2 separate regions of the Homo sapiens genome follow, and region 2 is linked to region 1. A link is a loop called in an ENCODE intact Hi-C map of the cell type or tissue named here. Cell type or tissue: MCF 10A. All regions are shown on one strand. Links, peaks and the distances in the headings refer to the core of each region. The heading gives the core; the rest is flanking DNA.

Region 1 (11,000 bases), core at 1,311-9,310:
GTCACCTCCACGGTGCTAACGTGAACCTGGTGTGAACCACCGTTGACCAATGAGGAAACTGAGACTTTTTTTTTTTTTTTCTGAGATGAAGTCTTGCTCTGTCACCCAGGCTGGAGTGCTATGATGTGGTCTTGGCTCGCTGCAACCTCTGCCTCCCAGGTTCAAGCGATTCTCCTGCCTCAGCCTCCCGAGTAGCTGGGATTACAGGCACCTGCCACCACTCCCGGCTAATTTTTTGTATTTTTAGTAGAGACAGTGTTTCACCATGTTGGCAAGGCTGGTCTCGAACTCCTGACCTCGTGATTCGCCCGCCTTGGCCTCCCAAAGTGCTGGGATTACAGGCATGAGCCACTGCACCTGGCTGAAACTGGACTTAAAAAAGAACTTGCCCAATGCCACACCCCCATCCCTCTTTTTAGAGGCAGAAAGTTAGTTTCAAATTCAGGTCTTTTAAACTCAAGAAGCCATGTTCCTAATTACTAATTTACATGTTCAAAAAAAAAAAACATTTTGTTTGAGCATAATTTTTAAAAAGGAGTGAAGTTGAGAGGGCATCTACTTCAAACTCATTCTAGCTTTTAGTCATATTGAATGAGTGGTACATTCCTGTTCAAATAGCAATACCAAAAAGGCTTCAGTGAAGGTCTCCCTCTTTCCTGAATGCAGCAAAGGTCACTAGTCTCTCATGTATATGTCAAGAGATGTTTTATGCACATACAGAAAAACGCATGTGAATATTCTTTTTATTTTTAAACAATAAAGGGTAGTACACCAAACATACTGTTCTGCACCGTGCTTTCTCTTTACTTAAGAATGCATCTTGGGGCTGGGTGCGGTGGCTCACGCCTGTAATCCCAGCACTTTGGGAGGCCGAGGCGGGTGGATCACCTGAGGTCAGGAGTTTGAGACCAGTCTGGCCAACATGGTGAAACCCTGTCTCTACTAAAAATACAACAATTAACTGGGCCATGGTGGCGGGCACCTGTAATCCCAGAGACTTGGGAGGCTGAGGCAGGAGAATCGCTTGAACTAGAGAGGCGGAGGTTGCAGTGAGCCAAGACCACACAATTGTACTCCAGCATGGGTGACAAGAGTGAAACTCCATCTCAAAAAAAAAAAAAGCATGTTGGTCTAACATGGTGATGTTTGTGTAAAAAAAAAAAAATAGAATGCATCTTGGAGGACTTTCTATCAGCTTTCTCATCTTTTTTAAAAAAAGCTTACCTTCAACTTTCACTCAAGTTAGCTTTGCAGAGTTCTGATGTTAATTTTCTCTAAAATTAGTAACAAAATCATCCCAGAAGTGATTGGTAAATACAGTTCACAGCTCTGCCCGACACGGATTCATCCAGGCCACTTCTGCTGCGCCTTTAGCTCTCCAGGCCTGGGCTCTGCGTTTTGGCCAGGAGGAGTCACTTTTCAATTCCTCAAGTTGGGCAAGTGGCTGGAAGGCGATCCCCAGTGGCCAGGTGGGGCAGGGAGAGGCCATGTGAGGTTTGCCGACTCCTTCCTGAGAGGAGGGTGTTGGGGGAGAGCAGTGACACGCTCGGTGATTGTCCCCTCCCCAGGGCTCATCATTTCAGACCTGTGCTCCAGATCTGTCCCAGGGTCCTCCTCTGCAGCCTTAGCCAAGCTACTTAAACTCTCAGAGTCTTCGAATTTCCTCCAGAGAGTGGGCTTCTTCATCTGTGCCTCCCAGGGCTGTGGGGCTCCTTAGGTGAAGCAGCAACAGCACCACCTGTCAGCCCTAAATGCCAGCACCCTGCAGTTCAGGATGCAGAGAAATCCTCAGAGGGACGATGCCTCATTCATGAAAGGCACCTGGACCACGTTTGAAAGTTGCATTTATGGCCCAACATTGCCTGTTGGTATGGTAAATAATCTAGAAGAGGGTTTTCAAATTCTCTTTCCTGTCTAGGAGTGGCCACCATCCTTTATGAGAGTCGTTTGGGCTGCCTGGAAAACAGCATCCCACAGCTGACTGTGGAATACATCGAGGCCCTGGAGCTCATGTTTAGCATGTTCAAGACCTCCATGTATGCAGGCGCCATCCCCAGATGGCTTCGCCCCTTCATCCCAAAGCCCTGGCGGGAATTCTGCAGGTCCTGGGATGGACTCTTCAAATTCAGTAAGAGAAGAATTGAGAGCACCTTTTGCAGAAGCAGGTTGACCTGCCGTGTTGTGTGTCTAACTCTCATCCAGACAATGGGTGACCATAGCAGAGGATGCCTAGATGTAGTCACGTGTTAGTTTTTGGACCCATAACTTTTGGATTTTTTTTTTTTTTGAGACGGAGTCTGGCTCTGTCGCCCATGCTGGAGTGCAGTGGTGTGATCTCAGCTCACTGCAACCTCTGCCTCCTAGGTTCAAGTGATTATCATGCCTCAGCCTCCTGAGTAGCTGCGATTACAGGCACCTGCCACCATGCCTGGCTAATTATTTTGTATTTTTAGTAGAGATGGGGTTTCACCATGTTGGCCAGGCTGGTCTTGAATTCCTGACCTCAGGTGATCACCCACCTTGACCTCCTAAAGTGCTGGGATTACAAGTGTGAGCCACCACGCCTGGCCATGGATTTGTTTTTCAAAGAAGCAAAAAGCATGTGGGTTGTGACTACAGGTAACATGATCAGTTTTTTCATTTTAAAATAATTTTTATTTTCACTAGCATGCTAGCAGGGACAGGTACAAGTAAATGTCCATGCAAGATGATGTCTTTACTCCAAATAAATTGGTCAGTGCTTAAAATGTAGAGTTTCAGGTCCACGCACATTCATTTGAATGTGACAATTTTTGTTCAAATCCAAGGTGAGATTACAAAGAGATTTGTTTTCTTATGTGACTAAAATTTTTACTATAAAAGCATTGCCAAAAATAAAGAAATTATTTTCAAAATGCTTAGAACAATGTTCTAGAGCAATGCTAACACTGAATAAAGTGTTTCATGGTGTCTTTTCAAGATCAATATTTAGGCTGGGTGCAGTGGCTCACGCCTGTAATCCCAGCACTTTGGGAGGCCGAGGTGGGAGGATCACCTGAGGTCAGTAGTTAAAGACCAGCCTGGCCAACATGGCGAAACTGCGTCTCTACTAAAAATACAAAAATTAGCTGGGCGTGGTGGCGCGTGCCTGTAATTCCAGCTACTTGGGAGGCTGAGGCAGGAGAATGGCTTGAACCCGGGAGGCGGAGGTTGCAGTGAGCCGAGATCCTGCCACTGCACTCCAGCCTGGGCCACAGAGCGAGCCTCTGTCTTAAGGAAACAACAACAACCACAACATTTATTTGAATATAGAAGTCCTGAAGTCTGTGCTGTATGGTAACATCCCAGATAATAATGTGTGGCCTTTTCCCCTCCACTCATTTTCTCTTCTGAAAGTGTGGTAGAAAAAAATAAAAGAGTTTGCATTTTGTTACTCATATTATATAAATAATTTATTTGGCTATTGGATTAGTAAAGCAAACATCTGCAAATATCCTACAGCTTATTTTTAAAAAGGAAGATACGTTTAGCTTGTCTTTTAACTTTTCATTCATTTACATAAGCAAGTGTATGAGTGAAACTCCCAGGTTGACGTTAGATAAATTGGGTTTCCTTACCCTCTGTCACCTGCCACTGGTTTAGTTAAGCTACTGGGAGGACAGAGGGCTTTGAGACTGAAAAGATGATTCTCAACCCAAACTCCTTTCAAAAGAAATACTGTTTTCAAACAGGCCAAATTCATGTTGACAACAAGTTGAGGGACATACAGTACCAAATGGACCGAGGCCGGAGGGTGAGCGGGGGACTTCTCACATACCTCTTCCTTAGCCAGGCTCTGACGCTGCAGGAGATCTACGCCAACGTGACTGAGATGCTGCTGGCCGGCGTCGACACGGTGAGTCTGGGGGTCCTGTTCTCAGCAAGCAACACACGATAACCCCTTCCTCATCACCTCATGGACGTTGTCTACTTTTTTGGAGCGGGAGGATGGAGTTTTACTCTATTGCCCAGGCTGGAGTGCAATGGCATGGTCTCGGCTCACTGCAACCTCTGCCTCTCAGGTTCAAGTGATTCTCTTGCCTCAGCCTCCAGAGTAGCTGGGATTACAGGCGCCCGCCACCACTTCCAGCTAATGTTTTGTACTTTTAGTAGCAACGGGGGTTTCACCATGTTGGCCAGGCTGGTCTCGAACTCCCGGCCTCAGGTGATCCACCCGCCTTGGCCTCCCAAAGTGCTGGGATTACAGGCATGAGCCACTGCGACTGGCCGTTGTCTACTTTTAAGGCAGATTTGTTTAGCACACTGTTCATGTTTGTACTAGGCCTGCTGCACTGCTGGGGGGCTCCAGGAGGAGAAAACTCTGTGTATGCAGTCACGCCTCACTTAATGATGCAGATTTGTTCTGAGAAATGCGTTGTTGGGTGGTCCTGTCATTGCGTGAACATCTTAGAGTGTATTTACACAAACCTAGATGGTAGCCTACCACATACCTAGGCTGCACGGTAGAGCCTATTACTCCTAGGCTACACAACTGTACGGAATGTTACTGTACTGAATACTGTGGGCAGCTGGAACACAGTGGTAAGTATGTGTGTATCTAACATACTTAAACATTGGCAAGCTACAGTACAAATGTGGCTTTATAATCTTATGGGATCACCATTGTATATTGGGTCCATCATTGACCAAAACATCACTATACGATGCATGATTGTATATTAAATGTAAGGTGCATAATGATTTCTGTGAAAAGCATAACCAAAATTCCATTAGCACACACACAAAATGATAATAAATGTTTAAAGTTTACAAATCATTCCTGATTTGTAAACATTTTGTCATTGTTTCATAATTTCATACATGAAGAGGGTACAGACATTAAAAACCTTATTAGTTATCATTTAAAATATTCCAGGCCATGGAATTTATTTATAAAGCCAAGAATTCATTTCATTCACTCCCCAATTTGTTCTATAAAGCCAACATAACTTCAAAACCAAAACCTGCTAAAGAGAGTGTAAAGAAAGTAAACTAAAGCAGTTTGGTTGATGAGTGCGTGTGTGTGTGTGTGTGTGTGTGTGTGTATCAACAAATTCCCTGTGAATGGAGCCCAGTAGCATGGCAGATCAATGATACACTGGGACCAGGGAGGGTTCATATCAGAATGAGACAGAGCACTGCCCATTAACCTGGGGGGAACCCACAGGCTATCCGATGGGAAAGGAAGAGGCAGACCAGCATGTATACTGTGTCCTGTGAGTAAGATGCAGCGGCACCGCCCCCTCCCGGCTGTGTGCATCTGCACATCTGTCCGTGACTGTGCGAACACAGAGCAGCGCGTGGAGGGAACACACTAGATAGTTAACATGGGTTTTTGGCTGGCTGGGGGTGGCATGGTCCGGGGGGAATAAGGAGCCAAGTTCCTTTCAAAAGCACATGTGTAATATGATACAATTAATAGGATACGTGTGAAAATGATCGCCGTGTAGGTACAGGTGAAAGCAGTTGTAAAATTTGCTAAAAGGAAATGGCAAAACAGGGAGGAGCTAGGCTGATGCTTTCAGTGGGTGGAAGATAATGAAATTTCTGGCTGGAAACTGGGGAAGCTGCGGGCTGGGGTGCTGCTGGTGGTCGGGTGGAAAGAGAGAATTAAGATTGCGTGACGCTTCGCTGTTTCCAAAGCATTGCACGCACACCCTGCCTGTCTCACAGCTTCCTCTAAGGTAGGAGTCATTGACTTCATTAACAGGTGGGGAAACTAAACAACCAAGCCCATCATCTCAAAGCTTTTCCTTTGCACGGGTGCTTCCCGGCCTTGAATAAGGCACGCCCCGCACAGACCTACATCTTAAAGGGGCAAAAAAGCCTCAAGGCTTTATTTTTATTGTAATATCACTTAAGCATGTAAAAGCGAAAAACAAAACAAAACAAAACAAAAACAAACCCACACAGCATAAACTCCTTATTCTTTTGGATTTTGTGCAACAATAAAACAAAAAGTATATGAACTAAATGCAAACTAAATGATGCAATCAATGAGAATTCTAATTAACTACCTGAATGTGATGGTGTGGATTCGCTCAAATTAAGACACCACTTGAAAGGTGAAGAAATCAATGAATGGCTTCGTCGCTGAGCTTGTGCCTCCTGTCCCCTGGTGGTAACTAAGAACATCACAATGAGGTGGCATTCAGAAGGAAGCTGTTCCTTTTAGCATCCTACAATAGAAGCCAGGGAACAAATTCTTACAACTTCATACTGATTTTTAAAAATTAGTATGATTTTATTGCGGTATAACTTATGCATAGTCAACTCCATTTAAACTGCATAATGCGATACAGATTTTTGACAGATGGAATCATTTATGAAACCACTGCCACATTTTTCTAAACATTGATGAGAATGGAATCATATAGCATGCTGTCTTTTCCATCTGGCTTCCTGCACTCAGAAGAATGACTCAGGTTCATTCATGTGGTGGCATAGAACAGTAATTGATTCTTTTTTATTACTAAGTAGTATTCCATTGTATGGATATACCACATTTTTTCCATAAAAATGTGATCTAAATAGAAATTTTCTATTCTCTTGATAGGAAGCATCTAAGTAATCTTTTATAATTTATAAGACCTTGCACATTATATTATATATACAAGAGGGCTGCCCTCTAAAACACGTGATATCTTCTACAAGAAAATGATATCAATATTGCCTGCTTAAATTAGTTTTTTTTTTTTGGTGAAAGAGAAAGGCCTTTATACTGTGGCATTTCCTTGTTTACTAGAGAGTGAAATGTAGTCCCATAGATGATACTATTGATTTTAGCGAAAATCTTGGGACCTACGAGAATAAAACAATTATTTTCAATAAGTAGAAAGGTTTGAGAAGAGGTATAAAAAATGACATGGCTGACCGGGCGTGGTGGCTCACGCCTGTAATCCCAGCACTTTGGGAGACCCGAGGTGGGCAGATCACAAGGTCAGGAGTTCCAGACCATCCTGGCTAACAGTGAAATCCTGTCTCTCCTAAAAATACAAAAAATTAGCCGGGCGTGGTGGTGAGCGCCTGTAGTCCCAGCTACTCGGGAGGCTGAGGCAGGAGAATGGCATGAACCCGGGAGGCAGAGCTTGCAGTGAGCCGAGATCGCGTCACTGCATTCCAGCCTGGGCGACAGAGCGAGACTCCGTCTCAAAAAAAAAAAAAAAGACACTGCTTTGCATAGACGAGTTATTGACTTGCTCTGTGTGGACCTTACTTGATGAAGGCAGGACACGATGGCTAACTAGTGATCTCCTGTGCACTCCAATCTCTAGATTAGGGCAGCCAGAGTGGGCCGGGCCCAGCATCCTGGGGATGCCGGGGGGCAGCCTGAGGCCCTTTCTGGCACACACCGAGCAAGCCCTGCAAAGAAGGTCACACAAAGTCCCAGCAGATCCTCCAGGCTCCACGGCATCCCTGACATATTGCTCTTCAGTGATTAAAAAAAGCTCCAGGATCATTTTTCCTGTGGCTCTTCATGACAGGAGCACATGAATCATAGAGTCAATGTCACTTGCCAAATACGTTCAGTTATTTATTTATTTATTTATTTGCCATGAATTAAGGAAACAGTCTTTCGTTTTTAGTAAGACATTAGGTGCTATATGGAATTGGATGAGTTTGACTTTGTGCTGTGTGTATTCCCAGGGGACTTCCTACCTGCCACCGCCTCTGTTTCAGTCCCTGGTGTTACTCACTGCCTGCCTGTGTCTGCCACTTTCTCTCCTTAGACGTCCTTCACCTTGTCTTGGACTGTGTACCTCCTGGCAAGGCACCCAGAAGTGCAGCAGACGGTGTACCGGGAGATTGTGAAGAATTTAGGGGAAAGGCATGTTCCAACTGCAGCTGATGTCCCCAAGGTCCCGCTGGTCAGAGCTCTCCTTAAGGAAACCCTGAGGTAAAAGGCTCGCCAGAATCCGTCAACAAACTGTGTCCCTTAGGTCCCTGGTTCTCTATCACAACAAGTCCTCCAAATGCCCCCCCGGCTGACCTGTTCAGGATGAGGATGTTCGTGACTGTTATTTTTTCTCTGCTCTTGTCAGAATAGCAGAAAGACCATTCTGTTTTATGGGTCGACATAATCCTTGTTCTCTGTAAAGATCTTTGGGCCAGGCACAGTGGCTCACGCCTGTAATCCCAGCACTTTGGGAGGCCAAGGCAGATTACCTGAGGTCAGGAGTTCAAGAGCAGCCTGGCCAACATGGTGAAACTGCGTCTCTACTAAAAATACAAAAATTAGCAGGGCGTGGTGGTAGGCACCTGTAGTCCCAGCTACTTGGGAGGCTGGGGCAAGAGAATCGCTTGAAGTTAGGTGATGGAGCCAAGATTGCACCAGTGCACTCCAGCCTGGGCAACAGAGCGAGGCTCTGTCTCAAAAAAAAAAAAAAAAGAAAAAAGATCTTTGGAGCAGTCATTGAATATTGTCCCTGCTTTAGCCAATTGGCTTACTGGGGGTTTCCCAAAATGTTCCTGGGTCAATGGCCTTTGACTTTGTTCCTCTGAAGATAACACGAAACAAGATCGATTTGTTAGGAAAATAGTTTGACCTGTTCAGCTGATTTGCAGACCTGGATACAAACCTCATGGTTCTTGAGTGAATGTTCTCATCTGGGTTTAGACGCCACCCAGTGAGGCTCAATTACTCCCAGACAGGGCTTTCCTGACAAACAGAAAAGCCGGAGGGATGTGGGTTGTCCTGGGTTGAGGGGATGGTTTGGGTAGGAGGTGGGATTAGGGACGGATTACATCCCTTCCCCCAAACACGGCATCCTCTGTGAGGAAATGCTGCGACAAAAAGCAAAGCTTGTTTTCTGCAGTATATACTAAAGAATTCTTTCAAAGCTGACTTGATAATGACCGTCAACCTATATAGCATGCTGTTGAACCTCAAAATTAAAAAAAAAGAAGCAGCTGGCTGTGGGGTTTATTGGTATTTGTCAATTAAAGTTTTATTCAGGGTTTTCTGAGATAATCCGATCGCCGAAGTATCTTTTCTCCAAATGCATTTCATGGGGCCTTAAGTCCTATGAACTATTCCTTGATAAAGTGGTCCCGTGGTCACATAAAATATTAGAAACTTGGAATTTCCCTCCTGGGAACACAATGGCATGTGAAAGGCTTGGCTTTGTGTTTTGCAAATGTTTTGCTTTGGGAGTCTTTTCCACATTCCTCAGAATACTCGCTGGTAAAGCAAGCCAACAAAGAAGCAGCAAAGGTCCTTGCAAAATGTTTCAGTTGAAAATGTACCATGTGTTACTTTTTAAGAATTTTTAATGGAAATGGGAATATATCCAGGGTTCTGAACGTTCAATAAAATACTGTGAAAGTCACCACGCCATTCCCGTCCCCGCTGGCTCTTTTCCAGGCTGTTTCCAGTGCTGCCAGGGAACGGCCGGGTCACCCAGGAAGACCTGGTTATTGGCGGGTATCTGATTCCGAAAGGCGTGAGTTTGGGGCCATGGGGGTGGCCAGGCCTTGCGGGTCGGGGTTGAATTGGAATCTGCTTCTACCTTCAGGAAGTCTTTGTCCCTAAGCAGAGATCAATAGGTTTCCTTTTCTTTTGCATGTATTTTAAGATGAAGATGGGGTGTTGGGAGAAAGGAAGGGAATGGTGTGATCTCACTGCTCTGGAAACTTACTGCTCACCAGCAAGGCAGCCCATGCTCCTTGGCCTGCTCCCCAGGCCGTGTGGAAGTGGCCAGTCACCGCTGGGAGTCTCTGAAGGGCTCGACGGTCTTCTCAGTGGCTGCAGTGACATTTGGGGTGCAGTGTGGAGTGGGAAGGGGGGAGCGGCTGCCATCCTGGGTGTGAGTGGACCCGGGCGGCCCCCAGGCGGGAGCACCCCGGGAGACTGTCCGGCTAGGGCTCTGGGCCCTGCCCTGCTCTTGAGTGATTCTGCCCCTTTTCCCTTTTCTGTCATCCCTGATTTCCTCAGACCCAGCTGGCCCTTTGCCACTATGCCACATCGTACCAGGATGAGAACTTCCCTCGGGCCAAGGAGTTCCGGCCTGAGCGCTGGCTGCGGAAAGGAGACTTAGATAGAGTTGACAATTTTGGATCCATCCCCTTTGGTCATGGGGTTCGCAGCTGCATAGGGCGGAGAATTGCAGAACTGGAGATTCACCTCGTCGTGATCCAGGTAGGGCGTGGAGGCCAAACGTTGGCCTTTGGGTTCGGCCTCTTTCTACTGGGCACAACAGGATAAAGACTTCCAGGTTGAAAAGCAAAGACGGTTTTGGAAACTTAAGATCAAGAGCCGTCAGGCACTGTGGCTCACACCTGTGGTCCCAGCTACTCAGGAGGCTGAGGCGGGAGGCTCACTTGAACCCAGGAGTTCAAGGCTGCAGTGAGCCGTGATCACACCACGGCACTCCAGCCTGGGCGACAGAGTGAGACCCTATCCAAAAATAAGAGCTCTGCATGATATCCTTTGAAAATGCCTCCCCATCTCCCGTGCCCACCCTGTCCTCCAACCGCGTGGCTACACTCTGAGAAACCCTGGAGGTCTAAGCGAGGCCCTGTGGGGATTGGGGACCCCGCCTCCACCTCTAGTGGCCGTGTCTGCAGTTAGGAGCTGGCCTCTCAGGCACCGTCAGCAGCAGCCCCCCCCCCCGGGAAAGGCACAGTGGTGCTCTTGCTGGTCTCCTTTGTTTAACTGACCCAACCATTTACACAGAGCAGTGGTTCTCAAGCTTCTTAGGTTGTGAAACATCAGGAAGCCCTGGGTGTTGTTACAGAACACCTTACATGTGAAGATACATAATTCTGGGTTTGCACCGTATCTGGATTCAGGCTATAGCAGGAACTAAATAACACCTGAAGGAAATTTTATAAAAGTAAAGTCAATGGCGGAGAAAATTCCACCCATTAGCCTCTCCTGCAAGTTGGAGAAGACTGTTTCAGCGACGGGAAACCTTGGCCCGAAGTTTGGGAGCTCCATCGTTGCCTGAACATTTGGAGAATGTGGGGAGTGCCTGGTGACC
Region 2 (11,000 bases), core at 1,340-9,339, 110 kb before region 1:
GAAGATCACTAATGTCATGGCATGTTTACACTTAAGGTGTGCAGAGAATGGACCCTGGACTCTCCTCTGGAGAGAGGCTTTAGGGAACCATCATTGACTAGACTGGGGAATTTGCTGGTAGAACAGAAAGACAGGTACAGAAGCCCCGTGATAGGGGTGGGGTCTCTTTATCCTCTCCAGTCTGTAAGGTAGCTTTTCTCCACTATTCAGTCTCCTTCTTAGAGACCGTTTTTTAAGAAAAGGGTAAGAGAACCAAGAAAATGAATCTTTGTAATATAAAATATGGTTAAGGTTATGGAAGAGTTAAAAATAAGAATTGAAGTAAAATTTTAAAATTAGATAATAAAATAAATGGCTTATTTAAGAATAGGTAAAGAAAAAGTTAAAAATGAGAAGGTCCAAAGTAATGAGGGCTATGTGGAAAAAAATGAGAAGAGAAATGATTTATAAAAGACGGAAACTAGATTTATAATCCCAGAAAAAATAGAGTTTTTAAAATGATAAGAGTGAAAATAGAGAATAAAAAACAAGTGAGCCTAGTGCCCAAGCTTGGTTTTTTGTTTTTGTTTTTTTGAGACAGGGTCTCACTTTATCACCCAGGCGGGAGTGCAGTGGCATGATCTCAGTTCACCGCAGCCTTGGCCCTCTGGGCTTAAGCGATCCTTCAGCCTCAGCCCCCAAGTAGCTGGGACTGCAGGCACATGCTACCATGCCCAGCTAATTTTTTTGTATTTTTTTGTAGAGATGGTGTCTCACCACGTTGCCTAGGCTGGCCTTGAATTCCTGAGCTCAAGCGATCCACCCACCTTTGCCTCCCAAAGTGCTAGGAGTACAGGTGTGTGCCACTGCACCTGGCCAATATCTTGTTTTTTTAATACCATTCTCCACTAAAAGGAACCAGGCCTCCTTGAGAAATGGCTGATTCTAGCACTGGTGCAGGAAATATACAAGATGAGCCTGGAGCATCTTCAAATGCCAGAAAGCAAGAAAGTGCTCCAAAACAAAAGCCAAGGATACAATGATGGGGGTATGGCAAAGGGACACAGAGTCAGTGGAAAGAACTCCAGTGGCTGAAACTGATAAATAGCAGGCAAATAAAGTAGTACTGGATTATAACCCAGTGTATAAAACAAATATCCATGTTCATAGTGATGCAAATGAATGATTTAATAAATATGTGGGAGAGGGGAGACAAATCTCTTCTGCAGCATAACTCCAAATAATTTATGTAGCTACTCAGCCTGGAGCATAACTCTTTACTCCTTAATTGTGGGCTGTGCGTGGCGAATTTCTTCCAAAGTACGGAAAGGGTGGGGGAGAATGACTTTACAGTGGAGAACCTGACAAACACTATCTTAAGCCAGGTGATCAAGGTCAGCATCAACAATGATGTTGACACTATGTGCCTTTAATATCGTATGATGAGAATGGCAGTTTAGCTGCGGTCTTCCTCCAAAAAACTTACAACCCCCGTTATGAGAACATGAGACAAATCCTAATTGAGGGGCATTCTACAAAAACCTGACCCCAGTACTCCTCAGAAATGTCATGGTCATCAAAAACAAGGAAAATTTGAGAAAGTATCCCACCTAAGAGGAGCCTCAGGGGACACGATGACTAAATATGGTGTGGGATCCTGGTTAGGATCCTGGATCCAGAAAAATGATATTAGGGAAAAACTGAGGAAATCTAAGCAAAGTATGAACTTGGTTAATAATATTTCAGTATTGGTTTATTAATTGTGGCAAATGTACCATACTAAGATATTAGTAATAGAGAAGCTGGGTGTGGGGGTATATGGGAACTCTCTATACTGTCTTTGCAATAATTCTGTAAATCTGAAGCTATCTAAAAAGTTTATTATAAAAGCTAATGAAATTTTAAATGAAAAGCTCAAAGCCTGCCTATGAGACATTTAAAATATTAGAAATTGGGAAGTAAAATTAATATAAAGCAAGATTCAATATTAAGAAAACTCTAAAATGTAAGGTAACTAAATTTAAGTAATAGAGGGGGAAAATGCTTTTGTTCTGAAGGTCCCTAAGGAAGTTTCTGAGAAAAGGCTGACTTCTCAGGGAAATAAGCTTCATCCATGGGCTTCTTGCTTTATGATAGAGAAACTGGGGGCTTTCTTGGTCCTTCACTGAGCTTCATTCTTAGCCCTTTTCCCCTTTCTCCTCCTCTTCACCCCCACCTCCAACCTGCACCAGTCCTTTTCAATAGAAACGTCCTAGGTCCTAAACACACAGCTGACCTAAAAATGTAGTGTTCTTGCAGCAAATCCTTAATGAGCACCACCTGTGTGACTAGCATTATGCCAGCTACTGCCAGAGGATGAAAAGCAGCCTAACTTTGGGGACAAATCAAAGAGTCTATGAAGTAATTCTCTGCCATTGTTCTTTTATGCTATATTCGAGACTGCCAATAAAATTAATGAAATGAGGCAATGTCTTATTTTTAGGCGCAAATATCCTGCGAGATTCAACAGGCAACGTCAAACTAGGAGATTTTGGGGCCAGCAAACGGCTTCAGACCATCTGTCTCTCAGGGACAGGAATGAAGTCTGTCACGGGCACACCATACTGGATGAGCCCTGAAGTCATCAGTGGAGAAGGCTATGGAAGAAAAGCAGACATCTGGTAGGTTTTGATACGAAGTTTGCTTGAAAACCACCTGCCGCCTATGTATTTCCACCTGGGATTGAATTACTGAGGCAGATGTAAATAATCTTTTGTACTTCCAAAATAGGACGTAAGAATTGCGAAGATTAACACTATATTAATTGTGCCTTATTGAGGCTTATAATTGACTAAATAGTTAGAATCCTTGAACCTGTCCTCCATTCTTTAGGAAGGATTTTGTCGTGAGCAAACCTCAGCATTAAAAAGCTTTTTGCTATTACAGAAGTAAATAAATAGTTACTTTGTTTGTCTAAAGACCTTTAAAAGTACTTCATCTTTGTTGTCAGTGTCTTATAATTCATTTAATCTTTAATTCTTTTATAATTTTAAGTTAGAACATGAAATGGCCATTTTCTACTTCCCACCCAGAAAAGACTTTAATAGACATTCATTTTAGGCACCTGAAGGCAATTGATTTCTAATGCTTATATTCTTTGTAAGATAAAGACAAAAATTATTTTTAAAATCAGGTTAGAAATTATATAAAACAAAAATAATAAGATGAATAATGTTCTTTGCCCAACCGTTTGAATTAAGTGATAGTCATTAAATTTATTTTAATTGATTTTTATGTTTAAATTAGTTTTACGAAATTAGAACTTTTTAATGAAACTTTGAACTTGAAATTAAGTCATATTTAAATATATATGGACTTAATGCCTGTTTCTCATTTTCTAGCTAACTAGCTTTCTTTCATGTTGTTGTTTGTGTAATGTATTTCTTTTTGTTTCTTTTCAGGAGTGTTGCATGTACTGTGGTAGAAATGCTAACTGAAAAGCCGCCTTGGGCTGAATTTGAAGCAATGGCTGCCATCTTTAAAATCGCCACTCAGCCAACAAACCCAAAGCTGCCACCTCATGTCTCAGACTATACTCGAGATTTCCTCAAACGGATTTTTGTAGAGGCCAAACTGAGACCTTCAGCTGATGAACTCTTAAGGCACATGTTTGTGCATTATCACTAGCAGCCAGTAACCTCTCCTGTGCCTCTACCTAGCTCCCATCTATTCATTCACCTTCTCTCTGACTGCACTTTTCTTTTTTATAAAAAAAGAGAGATGGGGGAGAAAAAAGACAAGAGGGAAAGTATTTCTCTTGATTCTTGGTTAAATTTGTTTAATAATAATAATATCCTAAATTTTTTATATTTAATCTTTTTTTCCCTTACAAGAACTTGAAGTTTTTTTTTTTAATTTTTATAATGTACTGATGTGGTTCAGAGAGATAAAGCACTTTAGTACATAGTCACTCTTTTTAGTACAAACAAATCATTTGGAATACCTAAAGATTGTAGAGTCATTCCCTCTATCACTGACACATCAGTGACGATGGGAAGACATGGAAAACAAGGAGAAGAAAATGATGTATAATTTGTAGTTTTTAGTGATAGTATTTAAAATATATCCTCATTTGTGGGGTTGAGCCCTAAACTTTAGTTTAGGGTAGGTACTCAACTTAAAGAATATAGGTTTCTTCTTATATCTGTATTCTTTAGATCCTAACCTCTGTCTACCAACCTTTTTGCTCAGTAGGAGTCTTGATAGAAGATATGAATCTCTGAGAGGTATGTTTATTTGTTAATCCTAACCAGTATAATAAGCAAATACACTATAATAGATCCACGTTACTGGAATCTGTAAACCTTGAGGGATAGCTTTCTGCTTAAAAACACACACACACACACACACACACACACGGAAAACCTTTATTTTAAAGTCAAGTTGTGAGCAAATAGAAATAAAAGACAAAAGGACATCACTCTTATCAAATGTGTGAGCAGTAGAAGAGACCACATTTACAGTCAATAGAAATAATGAAAAAAAATTAGGTGTTTAGTGTATTTTAAACAGTTTTGTTTTGTTTTACTTGAGGGGGACGTCCCAAAATTAAAGGAATGGAGAAATAATCAAAATCATGTATACCATCTTCTATTTCCAGCTCCTGATTCCCCATAGGTAACATCCCTTAGGAGCGAAGAGTTCAATTAGTAATGTTTATGTGTTATGTCAGGAGATGAAACCCTTGTTCTTAGGATCACAGAATACTAAAGCACCTCAAAAAAACAGGTATCATGTGAAACAGTGGTTGCCAAAAGTGGAGCGAGGATGATTTCACTAGGCATTTGGCAATTCTTAGAGACATTTCCGGTTGTCACAATTGGAGGGATACTAGTAACATGAATTGGGTAGAGGCCAGGGATGTTGCTAAATAGATTATAATACACAAGGAAAGCAGCCTCAAAGAATTACCCCTCCCAAAATGTCAGAAGTGCTGAGGCTGAGAAACCCTGATGTAAAGATCAGTCCCAGTTATAAACTGAAAACAGCTATTTACAAAGCAGTAAATGCAAGAAAGAAAAGGAAGTCGCAAAGAGAAAGTGATGTAATGCAAATTGAGGATTTTACAAGATCAGATACTGCTGCTTTAAGTCAAGGGTGAATAATCTCAACAAACAGCAAATAGCAATCACTTTACCAGCTGCATATTGCACCCACATAGGTAACTCTTCATTTTAGGAACAAACTGAATTTGAACACTGAGCCTTTTGAACTCAGCCATCTCTATATATTCTTTCCTTAAAATTCATGATTTTGGGCAAAAAAAAAAAAAAAAGCATATCAAAACAAAATTTTAACTACTAATGGGAAGGTTAAAAAGCTGCCACGTATTTCTAGTACAATGTATCCAATAAGAGCAAGGACATTGTTAAATGGAACAAGACAGCTGGGAAAGGCCCCACTATCTCTAATAGAATTGTGCTACTATAAAACATGAAGATATCAGCAATTTGGCCACTTGCAGTTTTTTTCAGCATGTTAAAGCAAGTGCTAAGTACTTTATTAGTACTTTATTTAGTACTTTATTTTAAAGGTCTAGAAAACAACAGTCTTCCTGGAGGCCCCAGAATCCCTTTCATGGGATTCATAAGGGACTCAGGTATTCTTATTTTCTGCCAAAAGGTGTGCTTATTTAGGGACTCTTTTACGATACTTTGTTTCTGAAGTTAGGTAGATCTTGGTTTACTGTGCCAAGGTCCTACCTAGCATTCCCTGTAGGAATATTTGAAATTCCACTAGCTAGTCTAAGAAGTCAAAGCACAAAATTAATTGTCAACGCTTCTCTCATATTCTTAAAATTGAAGCAGTTTGCAGGGAAGAACAAGAATGAGGTGTCCCTGCCTTGGTAAAGCAACTGCCAAATTTTGTTCTAGAAAGAATCCCCAAGTGTGTGGATCTATTATAATTTCTTTATCTTTTATGAATGAGGGCATCTTTTCTACTTGAGCAAGATCATGGTCCTTGACCAGTGGGCTTTTCCTTCATATCTGTCTTGTGTAGTTGTGCTTTTCCTTTGGCTCGTTTTTGGTCTGTCAGGGTAACCAGCAGTGCACAATATGAGACAAATGCTCTTTAGAGAGAAATCTGGTGAGACTGTAGAACCCAGAGCAAAACTGTTTTTTTTTCAGTCTCTGTTTTCTTTTCTAAATGCTATAGAAAATAAAGGCACCTGAAAAGAAACTACTACTTTAACACTGCTGTGGAAGGCCTTTGCTTTATAAGAAAAATATTATTAGCTATGGGAAAGTAATGTTCTTTATGTAAAGACTTAAAAATAGACTAATAGTTTACAGAGTTATTATATAAAATACGATGTGAATTTATTTCAAACAAGTTGTGAAGGTACCAAAAACCACAATAAAAGTTAATATATATAAAAACTACTAGAACAAAAAAGCTTGAAGGTGTGGGGGTGGAGGGTATGGAAGACCAAAAGTAAATTTAAAAAAGAAATTTTTGAAAGGAAACAGCTTTATCAGGGGAAGTTAAATATAACACTCCGTTTTTTTCTTCTTTCTAATAATGATATGGATCAACAAATGCAATTTGAACTTTTTAAGATAACTCTAAATGTGTTTTGTTTCTTAAATGCACAATTGATTCTTCTATACTGTAATGCTTCTTTGCTGACGCTGGAAAATGGTCAGACTGCTGACTTTGTGCCTTTAAAATGCATTCTGCTTTGACAGTGGCAGACTTTTTGGTGCTGGAGAAGATTCACTAGCAGTCTTATATGTGCTTTTCAGGAAATATCTTTCTACTTAAGGCCTTGAGAGATTCAAAGTGGCATGACTTAGGCTTGGACCAAATATAAGATCTTTTACATTGCAAACAAAATGTTGTATTGAATAAAAGGGTTAAAAAAATCATAATGACTAGTGGAAATTTTGATGGGTTGTTAATTATTTAAAATGTATTTGAAAGTATACAGACTGAAAATTTCAGTATGAATATCTTGAAAATTTTCAGCACTTTTCCTTGTTTACAAAACATCTTTCTAACTTAAAAAAATGACTATTGCCTTAGAAAGTTTTAAAAGGCACAGTTACCCTTACATAACATATATAAGGAATTAAAATATTAATGCATTTGCTGAACTGTAAAAGAAAATTTTAAACCTTGATTTCAGAGTGAATTGGATTGGCTTTCACTTGAGAGAGTCTTTACCTTATTCCCAAAGAAACTGCATTAAAAAGATGAAACTATTTCTTTAGACTAAGTCTCTGCTACTCCAGCTCATATATATGTCAGATCTGCTCTGTAGTATTTCTGACATGGAGTTGTTATAAGATATGTGAAATCACTTAGAAAATAAAATCAGATGTGAATAGTTTAGCAGGATGACCAAGCCAGATGCAGACTCCTTGGCCTATGGCAAAGTTCTGTGCCAGTGATTTTATTTGGAGTCTGGGAACTGATAGCTTGATATAAAATCACCTGGTGTCAATTAAATATACAAATCTATCTTTTTTAATAGAATGAATCTTCTTTGTTTGTTCAATAATTGTAACTTATTATGTCAGGTACTAAATTAACATCCTTAAGGAGGTCACAATCTAGGAGGAACATGGGCAAACAGTTACTTATTTTATGGCATACGCTAACTCTGAAAGTTCAGCAATGATGTTTTAAAATGTTATTTTTTATTAAGGGAAAAGCAATTTTAGGTAATCATTGGCTGTTATAAACGGAAATGTCACTGACAACAGGGATTAGAGTAAAAGTATCTCCAAACTAGAGGGATCCCCTCCCCAACCAGGTCACATAGCATCTCTCTCAGGACCCCCTCTTACTGCAAAACCCAGCCTCTACTCAACAGTTCTGGTGATGGGGAGCATTTATTCCATAACAGTGTTTTTTTGTTCTTTTTTTTTTTTTTCCCCAGTGTCTCTTTTAAAGAAAACATACTTTATTTTGGTCTAAATTGTGAAAATACCCAAAACATTTGATAGAAATTGAACTCTGTCAACAGTGTTATTTATACTAAGATCAGGACAGTTCCTTGAGATCATACTGTTTTATTACTAAGTTTGGCCTTTGTTTTACAAATGTAATGTTCATATTTATTTGAATTTTAAGATTGGTTAAATGTTAATGAAAAGCAATCCAATTGTTAATTTTTAGTAGTGCCTTTTCTCTGTATGCCTTAATTTTATTTTATATTAATAATTCAAGTTACCCACCAAAATGAAGATTTTTTCCAAAATCAGTAGGCTTCACAAGTTCATTTGGCCTTAGACTGTGTATTGGTCCTTAAATGTTTCTTAATGCCTGCCTCCTCCTACCCTTTTCTACCTCCTTTTTAAAAAAATAAATAAATAAATAAATAAATGTTAGGAGAGAAACATTAGGATTTGTCTGTGATAGACATGCTGCAGCTTCCACTAGACATGAATTCCCAACACAAGCATAGAAAGAGGTATTCTCGTTCTAAAGAGACATGTAAATGTTTTCTGGGTTGAATATTTGATTTTCAATCACATTGGCACTGTCCAAGTTCTTGGCATATTATAGTTCAGTTATGATTTTCATGGTAGAGTTACAATACTTGTTTTTGCCCTAAAGAAGTCATTCACATGGTTTACAAATGTTAAGGCAATGAGATAGGACAGTGAGTAGGAAATCCAGGGATAGCAGATTCTAGTCCTTAATTCTCAGCTAACATTTTGGGTAATACTCACAGAAAAGTTACTTTTCTGTGAAGTGTGTGCATGTGTGCATGTATGTGTGCGTTTGCATGCATGTGTGTGTGTGTGTGTGTGTGGTTAGAGTTGGAGGCAGGGATGGGAAGGAAGAAGGGGAAAGGTATGAGTGTTCAATTAGGTCAGTTTCTGGTTTTGGAAGAACAACTCAAATGTATGACCTACTGATGACATACAGTGAGTGTAGTCATCCTTGGGTAGGAACACCAGTACATTTTCCAGAAGTAGCTAGTACAAATGATTGTATAATAATATTGATTGTAAATTGCCATACTCTTGGTTGCTAAAGGTAGATTAAAATTCAATTTGTGTATATGTAAAATAATCTTATATATAATTCTTAAATAGAAAGTAATTGATTTTACATAGTTCTTCCTGAACTTTTTGGAACTGAAATTCTGCCAAACATTATCAAAATAAGCTTCCTTAGCTTACCAAGTATTCACAAGGAAATTCTCTTGTACCTCTTTTTGGTTGGCTAGGGGAAGCATGCTGTGAAGCAGCTATTCCTACTTATAGTTGTCTTTGGCTTGGCTTTGACTTCTGCCATGGTTTGGACAGGATGCCATGGTAGGTGTGGGAAGTATCAGGGCCTCCCATCTTCCCATACTCACCTTCCAGAGCTGTTGATGGAAATGAGCTCTTGGGGGAGCCTAGAGATTCTTTTTTCAGTGGTCCTGTAAGCATTCAAGGTTGAGCTTCAGAAAGATGAGGGAGGAGTCATAGCTACAGTAAAGAAAAGAATAGATTTTATCTGTTGCCTGTATACAGTCTCATAGAATTCTTATTTTTCATAATTGTGCATTTTAATTGATAGTCATATGGTATTTTTGTTAATAACAGCAAAGGCATTAAATCAGTACCATTGTTCCTTCTGCCTGATGACTTCTTGTTTGTAACACAATCTGTATTATCAGAATCACTTTAAACCAAAGCTTTTATATTCCCTGTACACATAGCCAAAATAATTAGCACTGTTACTTCTGTCCACTTGTAAGCTAATAGTATAAAAATTATAAAGCAGATACTAGTAGAATTTGTATTCTGGTATATCCTTCAAGGAAAAGGACAGGTGATCAGTGCATTTAGACATCCAGAAGTTACTTCCACTATTGAGGAACTATGTAGACATGAATTTAAGCTTGTACATGTGCCAATCTTGTTAATGTCACTTGACCACTGATTCACATAGACAGACATTAACGTCTGATGCCTCAGGTTGATGGCGAACTTTCTTCCTAGTGTCTTAACATTTATGAACTTATGTTTGACTTGAGGGGCATTTCAGCAAAGCTGTGAGGAAAAGTAGGTTCTGGACTGATGTCTGCTTTGTGCCATAGACATTTTGGAACATAAGGAAGTATCTGCTTCTACTATATGTACAGGACTTGTCCCCAAATAATTTCTGAATCCCTTAATGCAGTTGAGAATCCCTTAATGCAGTTGAGAACAGTAAAGTTCATGACCATACCGAAAAGCACTTTTAAGTTCACTTCTTTTTAAATATTTTTTTAGAATTTATTTTTTAAAAGCATATGTAACTAGTGATGATTTTAGCATTAGCTTTACTTGGAGGGGAGAAGAAACAAAATTACACCTTAAACTCTATTAGATAGACTACAAAATGGATTTGATGTATTCTTACTTTTCCAAAGAATTTTTTCCACCTGGAATAAGAAGAGAGGACTAGTTGAAACATTTGAGCTGGAGAGGCTTATGGGCAATATGAAGTGGGCCAAATTCTTGCAATACACCCTATTCAATTGAAAGTACAGTGTCTAAGGATAAGAATACTTCTTTAAAGACCAACAATTGTTTTAATGCAATCTTAATTAGTAAATGGTTTACATTTTTTCTATTGTTATTGGTTTTAAAATTTGCTACCCTGAATTCTGAAATATTATAAGAGTTAATACCAAAAATACTTTTAATGTCTGACATCTCTTACATTTCACATGGTTCTTTTTATTCATTGTAAATAAAAGTAAACTTGGATAAATTTGAGAATAAACTTTGAATTGTTGCAAACTATGATTATCAATTTGTAAATTTACCCTTTGACATAATAATGTACATTTTTAAATGTAGCCATTAAATTCTCTATATTTAACCTATTGGTTTCTCTCTAAATGTTTTTAATCTCAGTTGAATGCTGGGCAGTTTATAATTATGTACAAAGGGTTTTTTTCCTATTAAGATTGACATTTTTGCACATTTTTGGAAATGTTTAATTTGTACACTGATTTACTACTCTGACCAATAATTGTTGATGAGTGTATG

What was found. A loop is a pair of places that touch in the nucleus more often than their neighbours do. Peaks named below come from ENCODE experiments on the same cell type or tissue, not always from the same donor. Only the 100,000 strongest peaks of a DNase experiment are listed, where the experiment ranks them.
Region 2: a loop joins it to region 1, with 5 times the contacts of the local background. A loop is called at or near these places in 13 of 110 quality-filtered maps.

Annotation. Positions count from the first base shown.
Region 1 is chr2:127,192,250-127,203,249 of GRCh38, reverse strand. CYP27C1 (cytochrome P450 family 27 subfamily C member 1) reads left to right here. Exons shown (of 9, transcript NM_001367502.1): 4 at 1,919-2,128; 5 at 3,711-3,874; 6 at 7,749-7,915; 7 at 9,383-9,461; 8 at 9,953-10,156. Among named protein-coding and RNA genes, the nearest start is that of CYP27C1, 23 kb to the left of the region's middle. RefSeq lists a silencer at 6,003-6,297. In MCF 10A, for the core only: a CTCF peak has its summit at 5,278 (motif pointing left); a DNase peak (open chromatin) is centred at 5,259.
Region 2 is chr2:127,300,224-127,311,223 of GRCh38, reverse strand. It overlaps MAP3K2 (mitogen-activated protein kinase kinase kinase 2), which reads left to right. Exons shown (of 17, transcript NM_001371910.2): 16 at 2,462-2,639; 17 at 3,420-11,000. The coding sequence ends at 3,645. Among named protein-coding and RNA genes, the nearest start is that of ERCC3, 12 kb to the right of the region's middle. In MCF 10A, for the core only: no CTCF peak of the experiment used is centred there; a DNase peak (open chromatin) is centred at 4,833.